Linked DNA regions of Homo sapiens: region 1 is linked to region 2. Evidence: chromatin loops called from intact Hi-C (ENCODE). Cell type or tissue: endothelial cell of umbilical vein. All regions are shown on one strand. Each heading gives the region's core, and the rest is flanking DNA. Links, peaks and the distances in the headings are about the cores only.

Region 1 (5,386 bases), core at 78-5,077, 55 kb after region 2:
TTTTTAAGTTATGGATATAATTAATGAAAATTGAGAGTGCTAATAGTTGTTTTTAAACTATTTTAAACTAAAAACAACTACAGTTTTGTCTTGTTTTTTAATTATACTTCAGGTTTTAGGGTACATGTGCACAACGTGCAGGTTTGTTACATATGTATACATGTGCCATGTTGGTGTGCTGCACCCATTAACTCGTCATTTAGCATTAGGTGTATCTCTTAATGCTATCTATCCCTCCCCACTCCCCCCATCCCACAACGGGCCCCGGTGTGTGATGTTCCCCTTCCTGTGTCCATGTGTTCTGATTGTTCAATTCCCACCTATGAGTGAAAACATGCGGTGTTTGGTTTTTTTGTCCTTGTGATAATTTGCGGAGAATGAAAAAACAGTAAATTCACGTGGCCCTTTAAAACCTTCATTTTCTTTTCTTTTTTTATTTTTCTTTTATTCTCTCTCTCTTTTTTAAAATTTTAAGTTCCAGGGTACATGTGCAGGATGTGCAGTTTTGTGACATAGGTAAACGTGGACCATGGTGGTCTGCTGCACCTATCAACCCATCACCTACGTATTAAACCCAACATATATTAGCTATTTTTCCTAATGCTCTCTCTCCCCCTTCCCTCTCCCCCACAGGCCCCAGTGTGTGTTGTTCCCTTCCCTGTGTCTATGTTAAAACCTTCATTTTCAATCTTTTCAGTATGGTTCTTTTATTTATCTGTCTTTGAATCCTCCTTAACAAAATTAATTGTTCCTTTTTTATTTATTTATTTTATTATTATTATTATTATTTTTTTAGATGGAATCTCGCTCTGTCGCCCAGGCTGCAGTGCAGTGGCACAATCTCGGCTCGCTGCAAGCTCCGCCTCCCGGGTTCACGCCATTCTCCCGCCTCAGCCTCCCGAGTAGCTGGGACTACAGGCGCCCGCCACCACGCCCAGCTAATTTTTTGTATTTTTTAGTAGAGGCGAGGTTTTACCATGTTAGTCAGGATGGTCTCGATCTCCTGACCTTGTGATCCACCTGCCTTGGCCTCCCAAAGTGCTGGGATTACAGGCGTAAGTCACCGCACCCAGCCCATTTTTTTGTTTCAAAAAAATTTTTTTTCTAAGATACTTTTGTTATAGCATACTCCTTTCTTTTTAAAAAATCCACAGCAATTTTTATATATCTCTTTTAGCACTTCAGATTGCATAGGGTTTATCTGGGTATTCTCATGGTTTGTTGGACTAAATTAGTAGAAGACACTTATATTTCTTTTCCCAGTCCTCAGCAGAATGCCAGACATATCATATGTTCTCTTGGATTAATAAATTAATAAAAGTTTTGGGAAAGTGACCATTCCAACCTATATCTGAAATACAAATAAAGTTAGATCCTGTATCCATCAAGGTCCAATCAGGAAAACAGAAACCATTCCAGTTATTTTAACAGGGATAATTTAATATAGGGAATCGAATTGCTAAACAGGTATTTAGAAAACTATAACTCCAGAAAGATATGCAAACTACAGGAAATATCTTCCACCGTTAGAACAGGGGAGCAAAGGGTAGAGTGGATTAGTTGAACCTAGAAGCTTGGATGAAGAGCCCCATAAAGTTGAGAACAAGACCACGGAGCAGGAGGTGCCACCTGGCTGGTGCTGGTGTCTCTGCAGGGACTCCAATGAGGCTGATTCTGGAAATTAGAAAAAAAAAAAAAAAGACCTAGACCCAAATGCTGCTGCTAGGGTGAAGAACTATTGCTGAGGGGATGTTGACAGACACAGAAAGCAAAGAGCAAGGGGCAAATCCCTTTGCCATCCTCTAGGTTTGCAGTCTTCCTCTAATACCCTTTATTGGCAGAGCCTAACAGGAAACCAGATGGCAAAGGATAAATTTTATTTGTGGAGTCCAGCCTCAAAATCATGTAACAGAGTAACAGGTGAGTGGGTGGTGCTAAGATACAGTAGCTTAATAACCAGCCTAGTTCCCAACCTACATGTATAGTCAATTTCCAAGTGGCCTGACTCTGGATGACTCAAGAGGGCTTTTCCTCCTCCCAAGAGCTATTATAGTCACAGGTATATTTTTGAATCTTTCCTTTTTTTCTTAGACAGCAGAAGCTGTTCATTTTAGTAGAGAATATCATGGTTGTAATTGCATTTCTCTTATAACTCAGAAAGGGTTAAATAAAGAGAAAAGATATTTTGGCAAAGAGCAAAACTATTTGGCAACTTGTTCTAAAGGGTTTTTCAGCGTCCCTAGATTCAGCTGTTTCTAATCCTGTGATTATATGCTTCAATTTCCCATTTTAAGTACCAGAGATTAAGTGGTAACTCCTTTATTGCTGATGGCGGTGCTTAGTGGACAGCTGGGGGATGACAGGGCTGTGTGCTGAATCCAGATGCACAAGAAACAACAGGAAAGGGGCACTCTGACCGTCCAATGGCCCTGTCTCCTGAGGGGGGGTAAGGTGAGGCTTCTGTTTAGATGTCTCAGTGGTCACTGCAGAATCAGCTTTTTCTTTTCTTTTTCTTTTCTTTTTTTTTTTTTTAACAGATTAAACAGTTCCAGTGTGGAAGTCTGACTTAGGGCAATGTGTGTAGTGTGAGGAAAAAGGATGACAGCTGGTTTTGAATCCAGCTCAGTCACTTGCCAACTGGGTGGCCCTGAGTAGTCACTTCACTCAACTCTTCACTTTATCATTGATAATAACTACCTGTCCTGTCCTCTTATTTGGCTCACTTTGAGGATCAAAAGAGATATGACTAAATATGAAAACATATTGCAAAGAGTAAAATGAAATAAAAACAAGGAATCGATCATGATGGTGTTGGGCTATTTCAGTTTGCTTGGTTTTTGACTCAGAAGCATGAGAGAAATACATTATCCCCAACAATTCCTTTCTGTTATAAAAAAGTTACAGTGTGTACCTTTCTGGGCTTGTGTTGTGTATTTACTTCCACATAAATGTTTATCTCTAAAGTTATCAATAAAGCTCCCAGTGTGGAAGTGAAAATAAACCCAGAAAAAATATCTTTGTATTCCCAGGCCAATTCAGTTTTCATTATTTATTATATTCAGTTTTTCTTGAGGCCAAAATGGAGTAGAAATCTCTAAAAAATTTAGTTTGAATCTAGAGTCAACTAATAATAATACTAGTTAAAGCAGTAATAGCATTTATTACATGCTTGTGTGCTGGAAACTTTTAAGCATCTATACTGTGTTGCCTCCTTAAAATAACCCTATGAGGTAGATTTTGTTTTTATTGTCATTTAATATAAGGAAATGAAGGCATAATAAAACTCGCCTAAGGTTACAGATAGAAAATAATGGAGTAGGGGTTTGAACCCACATAACGTGATTTCTAAGTCTGAACCTTTAGCTACTCTATTATATTCAAGAAACACTCCTTGTTTAATTATTTGTATAAATTAAAGTTGTCTCTCAATGGCTTTTATTTGTTACGTAGAAATATCATTTATTAAGCACATACAAGGTGCTGGATAGGATTCTAAGCATTCTCTATGCATTATCTTATTTAATTCTCACAAAATTTTATTATTCTTAGAAACTAAAGTTCAGATAATTTAAGCAATTTGCTCAGTCAGGTTCACACTTTTAACAAGTACTGAAGCTGATATTTTAGTTCAAGTCTACATGACTGTCAAATCTCTTCAAGCAATAAGTTACGTATCTCTTTGCTAACAATATATATTCTTCCTGTTTCTCATGGAGGCATCCCTCAAACTTCTCCAAACCTCAGTGTAAAGCTCAAAACAATGGAAAAGCTGAAATAAAGCTAAATGAAGATCAGAAATCATGCAGTGTCAGCAGTAGGAATATATACTAGGAGTCTGGAGTGAGGGGTAATGAAATGGAGCCTAATGCTCAAACTTTGAAATTCTTAAAAGACAAGACAGAAAAAGGGAAATCCAATGGTTTGTCTAGTTATTATTGTCAGACGAAAACACATAGACCAGTTGTGTAGAAGACATAAACTTCCCCTGACATTCAAAGCCAAGAGAAATTTATCATGAGAAGTCTTATATTTGGACAACAGTTATAGTATATAGGGAATTTCTGCCATAAACAGCATGGTGTAAATGAATACTTGGTGAAAGATATCAATTAGAATTTATACCATATGTGAGACAAGGCATTTCCAAAGTGCATTTGCAGGAGAATGTGTTGTATTCATCTCTGACATCCTTATCAGAACTCACATTCTAGTGAAACATATCAATTAATGTCCTCAGATCTGTTATAATAACAACATGGAAAATGGATTTACCAACCTCACAGAAACAACTGAAGGTATGTGCCAAGAATGAATCTCTTACTTCTTCAAATATCAGAGTAAAAATTTTACAACAAACTTAAAATTTGTTAAACTTCAACTTAATGGATGGTCTCTCTTTCCTTCTTGCAAGGTCTGACTGAGATCTAAGCCTTGCTCATTAATTTATTCATTTAGCATTTAATTTGGTCCCATATTAGTTAAGCCTCAGGCTTGACTAGCACCCAGGTAAATGAAAAAAGGAACAAAAACTTGATCCAGAACGCACTGGATATCAATGGCTTGTAGTCCTCTCATGGACTTCAAGTGTGACTAAGTCAGCTGAGCCCTTACTTGTTAGTGTTGTGCTGGAACAGACAGAGAGAAAGTAATTGTAAATCATCCAAGAAGTGAGAAAGAGATAGAGATACAATCAGGAGACAAGTCTGAATCTCTGAGATAGACTGGTAATGTCTCAAGGCCACTGAGATAATGATGCCTAGAACTGGGCTTATAAATGCCAATAGCATAACATTCTTGAGCTTGGGACAGTGGTGCTTTAGCAAACAATAACCTCTCCTACTTAGTCCAGATATTTAAATTCCTCATGTGGCATCACTTGATGGATAAAATTGCAAATAAGCAAGTTAAGGATAAATTGAGAGGCCCATTGGATCCTGGCCATGGGTACAGATGTATGATCATGGCCAGGATCTAGGGTTTTGCTCAAATCTGACATCTGTATATCTAAATCTGTTGGTCCATCTACACATCCATCCATCCACCCACCCACCCACCCACCCATCCATCCATCTAACAGAATTATATCTACTGATTTCCGAATTAAACCTAGTTAATAGAAATGAAAACTAAATTTAATTTCTTTTTTTTTTTTTTTTTTTTTTTTGGTGAGGAGTTTGGCTTTTGTCACCCAGGCTGGAGTGCAATAGCGTGATCTCGGCTCACTGCAACCTCCATCTCCCAGGTTCAAGCGATTCTTCTGCCTCAGCCTCCCGAGTAGCTGGGATTACAGGTATGTGCCACCACGCCCAGCTAATTTTGTATTTTTAGTAGAGACAGGGTTTTGACAGGGTTTGGCCAGGCTGGTCTCGAACTCCTGACCTCAGGT
Region 2 (5,386 bases), core at 128-5,127:
CAGGTGAGGGGTTTAGGAGTCTCCAGGGTCACTGGTGACTTGATACAGATTTGCATTTCAGCAAGATTGTTATCAGCAGAACAAAGTTGAATGGAGCCAGGAGAGCTTGGGCTGGAGACCAGCTCATTGGACCTTGGGAGGAAATTCTACCTCCTACTTTGACCTCAAGTTTGCCAGGACCAACACGGCTAGAACAAAGCCTCTCATGACAAAATAGCCAATTGGGAAACCTTTGAATTTTCCTCCCACCCTTAAAACACGCTTCAGGCACTCAAGGGAAAGGGAAAATGGAAGAGGAAAGGAAGAAAAACAGGGTCTCTTGCGCCCTGCAGGTGTGCAGGGCAGCCCTCCACAGGCCCACAGGAGGCTTGGCAGCAGGGAGCAGGTGACTGCTGTGCATCTGGGATGAGACTAGCACTTTCCCCACACACTGCTAGCTGTCCCCCACCCGAAGACAGTGGGAGCACATTGCACTCTTTCCACAACTGGCAGAGTCAAGCCTAAAAACTGCTAGAATCCCTTCACTTTCTTCCAAATGCCAGCCTTGTAGAGTGGTCAGATTTTCTTAATGTTGATATGAAAACCATGAGAATACAGTTGTCCTCGGTATCCTGGAGTAGGGGAAGGATTGGCTCCAGGAACCCTTTGTGGATGCCAGAATCCAAGGATTCTCAAGTCCCTTGTATGTAATAAAATGGTCTAGTATTTGCATATAACCTACATGCATCCTCGCATCTACTTTAAATCCCCCTAGATTACCTCTAATACCTAACACAATGTAAATGCTCTGTAAATAATTGTTATACAATATTATTCATTTGCATTATGTTTTATTGTTGTATTGCTGTTTTTTATTTTTTGAATATTTTTGACCTCAGGTTTGGTTGAATCCAGGATGCAGAACACAACTTTTCCACAAAATAATTTAAAATACTTGTCAAAAGATAAAATGACTGCAATTTAATTTAAAAGATTTTCTTTGGCTTTATTTGCAATTCTAGAATTGGGCAACACTTCATTCCATAAAATAGCCTGTGTTCCAGTGAGGTAAACAGAGGAGGTTGGTTTTACAAACAGAAAAGAGCTAAAGAAAGCAGAAACACAAGAAAAAGCAGATTGGTCATTTCGGTTATTTTCCTTGTAAGGTGGGAACAGGGAAATAGAACAACAGAAAAATAACTGATTGGTTAAGATCAGGTTTCTTCAGGTCATTATTTTTTATTTTTTGGTAAGGATTAAAGTAGAGGGAACTTTATTATCATGCTGACTGAAACTGGCCTGTTTGGGATATTTGGCTATTATCTCTCCTGATTTCTCTGAAGGTCATATAAGAACTTAGTTTTGCTTTGATGATGTGGAACTTTAGTATGAGTGGCTCCATTTTGGGTTTTTAATTCTGTTCTCTTGGGGCGCTGTGCAGAAGCAAAACAGTGGCCTCCTGTAATTTCTATTTAACATGCTTTACTCTTATCAAAAGGACAAGATTGTCCAGGGTTGGTTCAACCATAGTGTGAACTAATTATGGAAAAAGAACTTTGATTTTACTTCTTTTGTAATAAGAGTGAACGTATTTACTGAGTCGGCATTCCCTTTCATGATTATCATTATATGAAGGAGGAAATTGGGGCACACAGGGGTTACATAACTACCCTGAGGTCACGCAGCTGGTGGGGGAAGCCTGGGTTGCATGTTGACAGGCAGTTCCAGAGTCTGAGTTCACTGTGCCACTCAGGTTGGCTGGAGGAGGGAAAAGGCATCTTCCTTCCATTTCTGCTTGTGTTGAGGCTGTTGCTACAACCCAAGCAAGACGTGTTGAGGGAATCAACTCAGTTATGCAGGTGGAAGTAGAGGAAAAGGGACCAATGATGACATAGCTAGAAAATATATATTTAGGCTAATGTAAAAAATGTATTTAGGAAAAGCAAGGTAACATTTAGTATGTGAGAGGTACCTGAGATGATTCCATGTCCCCGCAGAGAGTACTTCCTGAAGTATTTCCATGAGTTACTTCAGGAGTGGGCTGGTAGGGCAGCGGGAGGAGCTGAAGGGGATAGAAGGGAGAGTATATATGTGATTCAGATATGTATTTCTGACTTGAAGTGAAATATGCTGGAAAACTCACACAACTATGGTAAAGAAAAATTACTCAATTCCTTTTTACCCTCTTGTACAGTCACTCATTAAAAGATAAGAATTTCGGCCGGGCATGGTGGCTCACACCTGTAATCCCAGCACTTTGGGAGGCAGAGGCAGGCAGATCACTTGAGGCCAGGAGTTCGAGACCAGCCTGGCCAACATGATGAAACCACATCTCTACCAAAAATAGAAAAAAATTAGCCACGCGGCGTGGCACGCACCTGTAATCCCAGCTACTCGGGAGCCTGAGGTGGGAGGATGGGAGGATCACTTGAGTTCAGGAGGTCGAGGCTGCAGTGAGCCGAGATCATGCCACTGCACTCTAGCCTGAGTGCAGCGACATCTGACATCAGGGACTGCTGATGAGTTACAAAAAATAAATAAATAAATAAATAAAATAAAGAAAGAAAGAAATTCCTTTAGGAAACCTTGAATATGATTGAGATGACAAAACCCTTGGGAATGAGAAAAAAAGGAGCTGTGGAGATAAAAGTGAAAGTTCGGGATCTCAGAGGAGCTAAGAAACTTTGGTACATGAGAAATTGGATAAATGGAAGAGTATCTGAGACAGAAAAGGATTAAGCAAACAGAGGATTGTGGCCAACATCATGGCAAGGAAACATGAAAAGCAAGGTTTTGAGCAACCATGCTGCAGTAACTTCCTAAAACATTGTAGTCTCCACAGTGTGCTTAGGGCAATATTTACAAACCTACAGGCTGATGTTAAAATGGTTTTGTGCTCAGGTAGCATGTCTCCTACAGAGACAGGAGGCAGGAGACAAGCCTGAGTTGCAAGGGTAATTAGAATCAGCCAGAAAAAGAATGGAAAAAGAAAGTTGGTGTGCAGGGAGAAGAATTTATTTGAACTTCTCCATCAAGCGTGTTCCGTTATAGGCACAGCACAGGCTGTGGGCACAGCACCCTCTAGTGTCTGGGAGAGTCACTGCAGCTTTGCTGTGTGGTAGGAGCACAGTTGTTCAGCTCCGTTAACTTGAACAAATATTTACAGTAGTGTTCTCTCTAGTGACCCAGGGCCTACTTGGTGTGCATGACTGTTGTTCTAAGCTTTAGTCTTACCACCTCTCCACCTTGAAATGGGGCGTTCAGGTCTGGCCTGGCTGGAGGCAAGGCTATGAATTGTATGCTGTGGAACTGTCTTTCAGTGTCTGTGAATTTGCCTACTAGTGCCTTTAGCAGGGAAGGTGGGGTGCTCTCCCATGTTTGAAATAAAGGCCTTAGTCTTTAGTTTCAATTTAACCTGCAGTTCAACATTTCACGCAGTATAATGCAGCCATAAAAAAGAATGAGATCATGTCTTTTTCAGGGACATGGATGAAGCTGGAAGCCATCCTTCTCAGCAAACTAACACAGAAACAGAAAACCAAATACCACATGTTCTCACTCATAAGTGGGAGTTGAACAATGAGAACACACGGGCACAGGGAGGGTAACATCACACACTGAGGCCTGTCGGGGGGTGCGGGGCAAGGGGAGGGAGGGCATTAGGACAAATACCTAATGCATGTGGGGCTTCAAACCTAGGTGATGGGTTAATAGGTGCAGCAAACCAGCATGGCACATGTATACTTATGTAACAAACCTCAGGTTCTGCACATGTATCCCAGAACTTAAAGTAAAAAAAACAAAAAAAAATCCACTTGGTATAACAGAAGGATCGCTTTACACAGCGGTCACTGATGTCTGATGTGGGACCAGCAACAACTTTAAGGAAGGTTTTGGTGACAATCAGCTATCATAAGGTGGCTATTTCTAGACTGATTACCTCCCTCCCTCCCATCCTCCCTTCCTTCCTTCCCTCCTTCCTTCCTTCCTTCCGATGTAGCCAGTCTAAATTATCAAGAGATAAAAAAAAACTCCCTTAAGCCCTTTTGCCCCCATCAGGCTGCTTTGGATGCAGCTCCACCGTTTACTGCCTTAGTGTTACCATGGGTGGGTTCCTCAGTCTCATCATATGAAAAAGGGACAATAGTAGGATGTACCATGTAGGGTTTCTGTGAGTATTAAATGAGGTAATGCCTGTAAAGCACACCGTACCTGACATAAAGAAGCCATTGAGCAATATCAGCTAGGCAGCAATAACATTAAAGCTTTGAGCTTTGTTTCATGGGAGAAGAGGTTCAAATTAGCACTGAGCCTCTTCAACAGAAAGGGCTGGTAACTTGACATAAGTGAAAACCTCTGACCTTCCTTGGAAACACTAGTTTGGATAGTGGTTATTTAACAAGTACAAACACTTGAGTTTGGGGCCAAGCAGTGTACCTGGTGCTAAAGAGATGGAAGGCGTGGTCTTTGGCTTCAAGGTGTTTATTATCTTGTTAGGAAAAAATAAAAAGCCACTGATCACTAAGCACGGTGATAGTACCGAGCAGCATTTGTCCTTTGGTGTTGTTTAGTGCGGTGGGGCTGCCTATGAAAGTAGCTAGTTAGGCCCTTTTGGAAGGAGGTAAGCTTTGAACAGTGCCTCCTCCCAGAGTTTTCTTCATGGGGCTCAGCTCTGACATTCTCATCACTTGTTTGGCAGCTCTTTGCACCACCCCTGAAGGAGAAAAGTCATATTCCACCTTGGGGCTACAGTAGGGTACAGTGGAAGCAGGCTTCATCCACTCTCTGGTAGCATGACCTTGACCAAGTTATTTAACTTCCCAGCTTCGAGTTTCTCATTTCCAAACTAAGTGGTATGGTGAGGATAGAGTCTAGCCCACTGTCTGGCACATGACAGGTGCTGTGAACATTTCCATCTCTCTCTGTCTCTCTTTTTTTTTTTTTTTTTTTTTTTTTTTTTGAGACAGAGTCTCACCCTGTCACCCAGGCTGAAGTGCAGTGGCACAATCTGGGCTCACTGCTACCTCCATCTCCCGGGTTCAAGCAATTCTCCTGCCTCAGCCTGCTGAGTAGCTGAGACTACAAGCACGTGCCACCACGCCCGGCTAATTTTTGTATTTTTGGTAGAGATGGGTGTCACCATGTTGGCCAGGCTGGTCTCAAACTCCTGACCTCAAGTGATCTGCCCGCATCAGCCTCCCAAAGTGCTGGGATTACAGGCATGAGCCACTGCGCCTGGGTACATCTCTTTTCTTGATTACCTTCAAAGAATAAAATGAACACTTGGATTGATTTGGCCACTCAGTGGCCTTCCTTGTCACTAGGACTTTCCTAGCCTGTTGACAATGAGGAAAGAAGGCTTAGTAAACCAACACTACTACAACTACTGCTGCTACTGCTACTACTA

The links. Peaks named below come from ENCODE experiments on the same cell type or tissue, not always from the same donor. Only the 100,000 strongest peaks of a DNase experiment are listed, where the experiment ranks them.
Region 1: it touches region 2 in a loop (4-fold over the local background); 5 of 110 quality-filtered maps call a loop at or near these places.

The regions. Positions count from the first base shown.
Region 1 is chr15:44,795,981-44,801,366 of GRCh38, reverse strand. No RefSeq gene overlaps it. Among named protein-coding and RNA genes, the nearest start is that of TRIM69, 62 kb to the right of the region's middle. In endothelial cell of umbilical vein, for the core only: a CTCF peak has its summit at 2,366; a DNase peak (open chromatin) is centred at 2,366.
Region 2 is chr15:44,851,205-44,856,590 of GRCh38, reverse strand. It overlaps LOC105370798 (a long non-coding RNA gene), which reads right to left and starts at 2,034. Exons shown (of 2, transcript XR_932185.3): 1 at 1,952-2,034. It also overlaps the pseudogene SORD2P. In endothelial cell of umbilical vein, for the core only: a CTCF peak has its summit at 3,074 (motif pointing left); no DNase peak of the experiment used is centred there.